Regions from separate parts of the Homo sapiens genome. Here region 2 is linked to region 1. Evidence: chromatin loops called from intact Hi-C (ENCODE). Cell type or tissue: PC-9. All regions are shown on one strand. Links, peaks and the distances in the headings refer to the core of each region. The heading gives the core; the rest is flanking DNA. Region 1 overlaps IGSF3 (immunoglobulin superfamily member 3). Region 2 holds the start of LINC02868 (long intergenic non-protein coding RNA 2868).

Region 1 (4,389 bases), core at 146-4,145:
GTTGCTGGTGGGGAGGTTTCCTGAGGAGGTCCTTTCATCACACAGGGCCGCCTCCTCTGATGGCTGATCGCCACACACACCCTCCTTTGCTGCCCATCCTCTCTGCTGTCACCTTGGTTCATAATTAAGATTCACCTGTGGGTGACGTGGGACCCACTTGCAGCCCATGGACACTGGAACAGTCCATTCTGTGCAGTTCGCTTCCTGGCTTTCACGGCACCTACTATGCTGGCTCCTGGCCAGAGATGGAGTTAGAGGTGTCCTGTCCCAAATGAACCTGCATGCAGAAGCCACTGGGGCAGTGGGGACACTGCCTCAGCATCATCACGGCTGCCAGAGGCTGAATTCCTGCTGTGCAGGGCTGTGTGGAACTGCTGCTGTTATATGGCGCATCTCCCGTCTGGAGCTTGCTGCTCAGGGCTCTCCTTAACAAGCGGCCAAATGACTGCAGTTTTCTGCATTGTTTTCCTGTGAGGTCCCTGATGTTTTGAAAGAGCCAAAACCAGACAGGGATGCTATCAGGTTGCAGTTCTGCTCTGCTGTGGTGTTTCTGTGAAATGGAGAGGAGGATTTTGAGGAATGTGTAGTTGGGTTTACTTTTGTCTTTATTTGTGGGCACGTTTCCTGAGTGGGGACCACTGATAATTAGGTGTTCTTTGGTGTAGGGGCCCAGATGGACAGCGTGGGACCCCTTTCTAAGGGATTGTCACAGTGAGAGGGCTGAGCACTGAAGTTTATCTTGCAGCATGCGTGCTGGGAGCAGCCCCTCCAAATTGGTGCACGTGTTTGGGGAGGGCAGAGACCAGGGCATAGACTGGCTGGCAAACTCGCCTGCTGGGCTGAAGAGTCCTGACCTTGCAACTGGAAGCTCTGCTTTCCTGCCCTTTCCCTGATTCCTGCTAATTTTATGACCTTTCATCAGTCACCTGACCTTTCTGGACTTCAGCATCCTCACTGTAGAATAGAAACAATGATCCCTCTTTCACAGGGATCGGAGGATCTGTCGCATGTCAAAGCCCTTTCTACACCTGTGACAACACAAGACGTGCCCGTAGACACCTGAGCATGGGCGTGGCAGAAGGCCAAGCTCACACCCAGGAAGCCACCTGCCCTTCTGCTCCTCATCCTTGTCAGTCGCTGTGCCTGCATCCCCAGGAGGACCTCACGGGACTGGGAGGGCCTGGGACAGGCTGGCCACAGGCTGGCCTCAGATCACCAGGCATTGAGACCTCCTGCTAGCCTCAGGCTGACAGTAATAAATGTACAAAGGAGGACAGAGCTGCTGAGGAGCAGCTGGGAGTCCAGACACAAACGACTGTCGGAGGAGTGAGTCAGGGCCTCTGAAGGTCACTTGAGGAGTGTCCGCCCTGAATCATTGACCTGCGGCATGAATGGAGAAGTAGCTGGGATACCAGCCCTGGGGCAGTTCCGTTGGGTGGATCTTTAGAAGAGAGAGGTGGCGTGGGAGGGGTAAGAGCACTGATTTGGGAATCAGAGACCTGGGTTCTTTAAGTCACTTTATCCAGGACTAGCTGTGTGGCCTCAGACAGGTTGATAGCAGTTTCCTTTCTGTGAAATGATCAACTCCAGAACTATTGATACCTGTCACATTGTGTTTGGGGAATGAGACTCAACAGCGGAGCCTGCACCATGACCCTGGTGCCTCTCCCCCATCCCCCTGCGCCTTTTGGACCAAGAAGTGCAGGCATAGATAGAGCTTTGCAGCCTCTTTTGTTCCTGGATGGTGGATCCCTGTGGTTAATGAATAATTGCTTTAGGGGCAGAGGTGAGGGGAGTGAGTATTGCAAGTGAAGATGGGTGGGACAGGGAGGTTCCAGGTGGTGAAATATTTTCAGGCAACAATCTGCAGAGAAACCTGACCATGACTCAGCTAAGCAGTGGGCTCACTGGCAGGTGGCCCTGGTGGCCCCCTGCTGACATCTGCTACTACTGTGTGCTTCCAAGTCCCAGCGAGCAGCAGCGGTGATTGATGATACTACAGCGCATCCCAGGAGCTGGTATCCCAGGGCAGCGCTGCACCTGCTGGCAGCCAAGCTCTTCAGGGCAGGACACCGGCCCACAGCCTCGGAGCGCCCAGTTCCAACCATCAATTTTAATTCTTGTGAGGCTTTTCTTTTTCACATTTGGTTACCCTGTTGAACCAATCTGCTTCTTCCCACCACTATGACAGTTTTTAGCTCCGTTCTAGGCCAAATTTTGCTCTGGCCCGAGTCCCACTGTTTGTTTCTTTCATGTGTATCTTTTACATTCTGGGAGCCCTGACCGACTCCCAGTGCCTGAGCCCCTTCCCCTAAGCGTGGGGACTCCCGCCTCAGGTCTGCCCTGTTCCAGCTGCTGGAAGGCATCCAGAATTCTAATGTTATTCATCATAGTTCCAGTTTCACTACAAAGCATATGATTTGACCTCTTATCCTTACTAAGTCATTTCAGACTTAGGGAAAAAATACCCACTTAAGGATAATTCTTTTACCAAAAAATTTCGTGTTTTTTTTTCTAATAAGAGGTAATCCATGCACATGTTAAAAATCAAAAATCAGATGCGAGGTGTGTGGGAAAAAAATGAAATGTTCTATATTTCAAAGTAAAACTTTGGGTGACAAAAACTTCAGTGATTTTTAATGGTGATAATAATATCAGTAGTACTTTTGAAATCTGATGTTGGGCTGGGGCACAGTGGCTCATGCTTGTAATCCTAGCACTTTGGGAGGCTGAGGTGGGAGGATCACTGGAGCCCAGGAGTTCGAGACACTGTCTCTCCAAACAAACAAACAAACAAACCAAAAAAACTCAGGAGTTTGAAGCTGCAGTGAGCTATTATTATACCCCTGCACTCCAGCCTGGGCTACAGAATCAGACCCAGTCTCAAAAAAAAAAAAAAGAAAGAAATCTGATAACACTTTATTAGGTGCTACAGTGTTGTAAAGGATCATCAGACACACGAATTTGATAATTAAATAATGTTCCTAAGTCTTCTGATTGAAATAATAACACAGTGCAAAATCTCTTTTCCTGGCTTCCCTTCCTGGTCTTCCTTTTGTTCTCTCTTCCTGCCAGCTCTGCTCTCTGCCTGTTCTGAACGGCTGTCTGCTGCAGTGATCAGTGCTCTTCTTTGGATGTTCTTTGCTCCTGATGCTTTATGGCATTTCCTTCTTTTAATTTTCTTTCTTTCCTTCTTTCTTTTTCTTTCTTTCTTTTCTTTTCTTTCTTCTTCTTTTTTTTTTTTTTTTTTTTTTTTGAGACAGAGTCTTGCCCTGTTGCCCATGCTAGAGTGCAGTGGCACAATCTTGGCTCACTGCAACCTCTGCCTCCTGGGTCCAAGCGATTCTCATGCCTCAGCCTCCTCAGTAGCTGGGATTACAGGTACACGCCACCATACCCGGCTAATTTTTGTATTTTTAGTAGAGGTGGGTTTTCCCCATGTTGACCAGCTGGTCTTTAATTCCTGACCTCAAGTGATCCTCTGCCATGGCCTTCCAAAGTGCTGGAATTACAGGCGTGAGCCACCACGCCCCGTTCTTCTTTTAATTTTCTATTGTGAAAAGTTTCAAATATGTACCGAAGTGGAGAGAACAGGATAATTAACCCCCATACACTCACCACCTAGTTCCAACAATTATCAGCTCATGTCCAATCTTATCTGTACCATCACTCCCCTACCCTCCCTGTAGAATTTTCAAGAAAATCCGAGGAACACCTGGTGTATTCCCACGTGTTAATGAAAACTCTTGTTGATTAAGCTGCACTTACTAGTAATTTATTTTCCCATTTAAAATTAATTTTCAGAATACCAAGAAGGCACCATTTCATCCTTATATCTGATTGGTGAAAAGTGTAATAGTCAAATAGTACCAAGGTTGACAAAGGCATCAAAGAATAGAAACACTTAAACATTGATCTTGGCAATGTAAATTGGTGCACTGATGTTGCAGAGCAATTTGGGCAATGCCTAGTGTGGTTGAAGATACCCTTGGATGAAGATTTACAAGAATATTTATTGCAATAAAAAGTTGGAAACCACTTAAAAATTTATCAGTAGGAAAATGAATACATTGTGCTATAGATAATGATTATTCAGACAGTGGACCATGGTATAAAGCAGTTGAAATGAATGCCCTGGAGTGACATATGTCAACAAGGATTACCCTCAAAAATGTTTTGTCAATAAAAAAAGATGCAAAAGGGTGCATACAGTGTGATGCCATTTTAAACAGTTTTAAAGCATCCAAAAACTCTGTATATTGTTTATGGCTACATACATAGGTAGTAAAAGCATAAAAATGTGCAAGAGTGATAAATACCAAATTTGGGATGTTGTCATTTCTGGGATGGGTGGAATAGTGGGGCTTGAAAGGGGGTGAAATAGGGATT
Region 2 (4,389 bases), core at 239-4,238, 51 kb before region 1:
ACAAAAAAAAAGGAAAATTATGCCCTAGTCTGATTCAATAAATATGTGTTGATCCCGCATATGTGCTCAAGGAGGCTAGCCACAAAGGTGTCTTCACACTCAAGACAGCCCAAGAATGCCACTCATGGCCTAGGTGTCTTATCAGAAGTTCTACAAGGTAGAGGGTGGGCAGGGGAACAGAAAGAAGAGGCTCTTGAATGTAAAGGACCTTTTATAAAATTCAAAAGGGACAAGGGCAGAAGGCACATTGAATGGAGACCCAGACTGAAAGTCAGGAAACAGGGTCAGTCTAGCTCTGCCATGAGGTGCATGTTCTTGGTCCAACCACTTCACCTCTCTGGGCCTCTGTTTTCTCATCTGCAAAATGAAGCAGTTGACCTAATAGCCTCCAAAGTTTCTTTCATGCTGATATTCTATAGCAGGCTGGGGCTAAATTTAGATTTAGATTTGTCCAAATGATGGAATGACCTCTTTTCCCATCACTTCCCAGATGTCTACCTGGATTCTGGAGCTCCAGGAAAGAACCCCCCTGTGTTCACAATGGCGGTCCCTGGTGCCTGCAGAACTTAGGACAGGGAATTGGGGAGGTGGGGTGGTTAGGGACAAAACCCAAATATGGACTCCTTAAGAGAAATTTCAACCTTAAAAAGAAAGGAATCTGTCCCAGGCAGCAGCACAGTTGCAATTCAGAGGAAGCTGCGGTTCCGAGTGTAGGGTGGTGGACTCTACTGTAATCAGCCCACCCTAATCAGCCACCCTGAAGTCAAGCAGACATCTGGGGTGTCTCACCAATCTCCCAGCCCCTAGAATGCCAAACAACCCTGCTCTGAGGCCCTGTAATATTATCACATGGGGGTCAGGGAGCTACTCTCCTTCAATACTTCCAAGCAAACTGCCTAGAGCCAAAAGTCCAGGAAGACTAAGCACTTTGCAGATTTGAGTGAGAAATCCCCAGGGACTTCCATAGAAACTGGGAGTCTCAGAAATACCTACCAGGTTGGTTTCCTGAGGCAGTGAGCCAGGGAAGGAGGACTGATGGTGATGTTGCCTCATTTGGATACTCCATGAGCCTACGCAAGTTTCACAAAAGCTTCAAAGGAAAACAAAATATCAAATGAATCCAGTAACAACATTCTGGGGAAAAGGCTACCTGGAAGAGGGACAAAAAGGGATGAGTTTCCAGAGGAAGCCTAGGGAGGATGCCTGATGTCACTGCTGACAGAGGAAGCAGGAGGACTCAGCGCTCTCTGGACTGACCAGGCTGTGATGGGTGTGGCAGGCCAGAACTGGACAGGATCATTAAAACCCTCGGAGAGGTTTTCACTGCAAGAAAGAAGAGCTACCAGGCCTGGAGGGGAATAAGATTGGGGACCCAGGCTGCCAGTGAACTTATGCCCACCCAGAAACTCAGCCGCAGAAAAGTGGTAGGGATTATTACACCAAACTGAGAATTACAGTCTCTGCCTCCTCAGCCCCTGGCAGAGCTGCCACACATGGCAGCAGCACTGTCCTGCCTCCAGGTGAAATAGGAGCCACTGGGATCACCCACCACGCTGCAGGAGCTATGAGGCGTACAGGAGCATGGGGAAGGGATATCAACACACATAAACAAAGTAGTTCCATCCTTGCCTTATGTCTGTCTTTTTTATACCTCCGTAGATGTGGCCAACAAAATTGCTCCATAAATTGGACACTGCCCAAAGAAGTCTTTAACGCCATTCCTGGGTTCTTTGTCAAAACCATGGTGGCTTTTCCTGTCTTCACAGAGCTAAGCCCATTGTTTTGTGGTCCCTGCAGCTGTACCTCTGACCTGGGTGGAGCTGCATGTCTAGGCAGGAGAGGCTTGGGAAGCTAGAGTTGTTGCTGGTGATCTGTTTTCAGCTTGGGGCAGGAGCCAGGCTGGGTGCCAGAAGCAACTTTTGATTAGTCATTAGGCACAGACTTTGCTTCAGCCACACAGCCACCTCATTCCTGCCTCAGGGCCTTTGCACTTGCTGTTGGCTCTGCTTGGAGTCCTCTCTCTTGATCTGCACTGGACTTGTTGCTCCCTACTTCATCAAATGTTACCTTCTCAGAGGACCTTCCATGTCCGCCTCCAGTGCAGGCCCTGTTCACACTCTGTCCACTGCTCTGCTGATTTCCTTATGATAGTTACGGCACTCTACAAGGATCTTGTTTATTTGTTTACATGGCCACCGTCTCTTTCCCTACGGGAACGTCTGGAACCTTAGCTCCACCAGGGTCATCTGAAGGCTCCCAGGGTGACCCACACAGACCAGACCCCAGCCTGCACCCCAGGAGGCTCCTGCTCCCCACATACACAGAGCTCACCTCAGCCTTACCTCGCAGATGAGGAAGACTTTGGTGCCCACACAAATGCCCATGTGTGCCACGGCCCAGACAGCAGTGTTCATGCCTGCGAGAGGTCAGGGCAAGCCTATCAGTCCCATGCTGAGATGCGAGGCCCTGGACGCCTCCCCACCTCAGAGGGTGAAGGGGGGAGGCCTGGACACCCTCTCCATCTCAAAGGGCAGGGGGTGAGGGGAAGGTCTGGCAGGGGAGGGATCTTGTCTCTCATGTTCACTACTGTCCACAACCTCCAGCACAATGCTGGGTATATGATAGATAATATCTGTTGAATGAATAAATGAATAAATGCACACAGCAGCAAGCTGTGTGGCTGCTTATCCAATATAACTGTATCCCTGCGCTTCTCCCTTCCTAACATAACTTCAGTCTGCTTGGCAACATGTCCTATTCATGACCACGTGTTTGCCCTAAGCTGTTCATAGTATTCCCTCTTTCCCTGTGCTAATAACTGATTTTTCAAAAGGACCCATGACTTAGTTCTGACCAAAACCATGAGCAGAAGTCTACTAGGTAGGGCCGGGGGTTCTAAAAGAGGTTTTCCCCTTTGTAAAAAGAGAAGCAGGCACTGTCATATTATCTGGATTAGATCTGCTTAGTACAGCTGTGCCTCACTTCTCACTCTGAGGAGAGTTACCGTGAGGAAAAGTGCAACCCGATGAAGATAGCTAGGGTGCGAGCTGGAAGAAACTGGGTCTTCTATGACATTACTGAAGAACTAAATTAACCATCTCTGGAGCTTGCATACCTCTGGATTTCTTGTTATGGAGCATAATAAATTTTCCTATTATTAAGCCATTGTGAGTTGCATCTTTTGTTACTTACAGCCAAAGGCATTTGAACGATAGAGACTATGGCATACACTGTCCCTTAGTCCTGGTGGCTGCCACTGGCCTGTAGAATAGAGCCACGGCTTTTATCCACCAGATATACTGTAGGTAAACATGAATTAATGAATTAGTTTTTTCTTTACTTCATTCATACACCCAACAAACTTCATTGAAAACTTATGTGTGCGGGCACTGCACTAGGAGGAGAGATCAGAAAGGCAAGCTGCCAACCCCGAAGAAGCTCAGAGTCCAGTGGGAGGAAGACTTATCAACAGAGAATGACAATCTAGCATGGACACATTACAACAGAGGCATGCAGAGGTGCCACAGCAGCGGCGAAGAGCAGCAGGGACATGGCTTGAAAGAGGACAGGCAGGAGGGTAGCTAAGTTGGTTTCACAAGAGGTTGTGTCTGAGCTGAGTCTTGAATGAAAAGCAGGAGACGCCCAGGAGGACCAGCTAGCCAAGAGTCTCTCAGGCAGCAGGAACAACAATATCCCACATCGCAGAGTAGGCAAGACCACTTTTTACAATGGGCCAGGCACTGTGCTAAGTGATTACACAGACACTGCGCCCTCAGATCCTTAACAATATGCACACAAGGTAAATATGGTTATCCCATTTTATAATATGGAAACGGAGGCTTCAAAGGGTCAAGGAACTTGTCCAAGGTCACATAGCCAGAAAGTGGCAGAGCCAGGCTTTGAACCTAGATCATTCAGAGCCCACATTCTGTTTACCACCCTAGCACTCCTCCTACACTAGTGGACCCTGTTAGGGAGGTGCAGTCTGTAGAGCAACCCAGTGTCCTGCCCATAAAAGAAAGCACACCTCCGTAGGCAGGTGAGAGAAGAGACTGAGCACACAGGTAGGAAAAGGTGTACTCTGAGAGGGCTAGTGTTTAGGTGGGTGGGCAATGGAGAGAGCAGGCAGAAAAGAGAGAATGTGGGTGGTCTGAAAACACCCGTTTCTCTTCTGTTCTGTTTATTTTAACTTGAATGGCTTTACTCAGTGTCACCATCTTCTAACCTTTCTCCTTCAAATCACTCTTACAGTTAAATTAGCCTGAAAATTTACCAGCCCACAAATTTTTGTTAACCAGCCTGCCACAAATATTATACAGATAGCAGAATAAATAAAATTCATTGGTAGTTGCTACTAGCCTCCCTGAAATGGTAACTGGCCCCGGGCCC

Evidence for each region. Peaks named below come from ENCODE experiments on the same cell type or tissue, not always from the same donor. Only the 100,000 strongest peaks of a DNase experiment are listed, where the experiment ranks them.
Region 2: a loop joins it to region 1, with 2.8 times the contacts of the local background. A loop is called at or near these places in 1 of 110 quality-filtered maps.

Annotation. Positions count from the first base shown.
Region 1 is chr1:116,640,363-116,644,751 of GRCh38, reverse strand. All of the region lies in intron 2 of IGSF3 (immunoglobulin superfamily member 3), which reads left to right. Among named protein-coding and RNA genes, the nearest start is that of IGSF3, 25 kb to the left of the region's middle. RefSeq lists enhancers at 1,184-1,867, 1,868-2,553. In PC-9, for the core only: CTCF peaks have their summits at 1,883 and 2,084; DNase peaks (open chromatin) are centred at 451, 1,281, 1,961 and 2,381; H3K4me3 peaks cover 1,119 bases; H3K27ac peaks cover 3,777 bases.
Region 2 is chr1:116,691,460-116,695,848 of GRCh38, reverse strand. LINC02868 (long intergenic non-protein coding RNA 2868) reads right to left here and starts at 1,737. Exons shown (of 4, transcript NR_149353.1): 1 at 1,652-1,737; 2 at 994-1,090. In PC-9, for the core only: no CTCF peak of the experiment used is centred there; DNase peaks (open chromatin) are centred at 1,138 and 1,808; H3K27ac peaks cover 2,403 bases.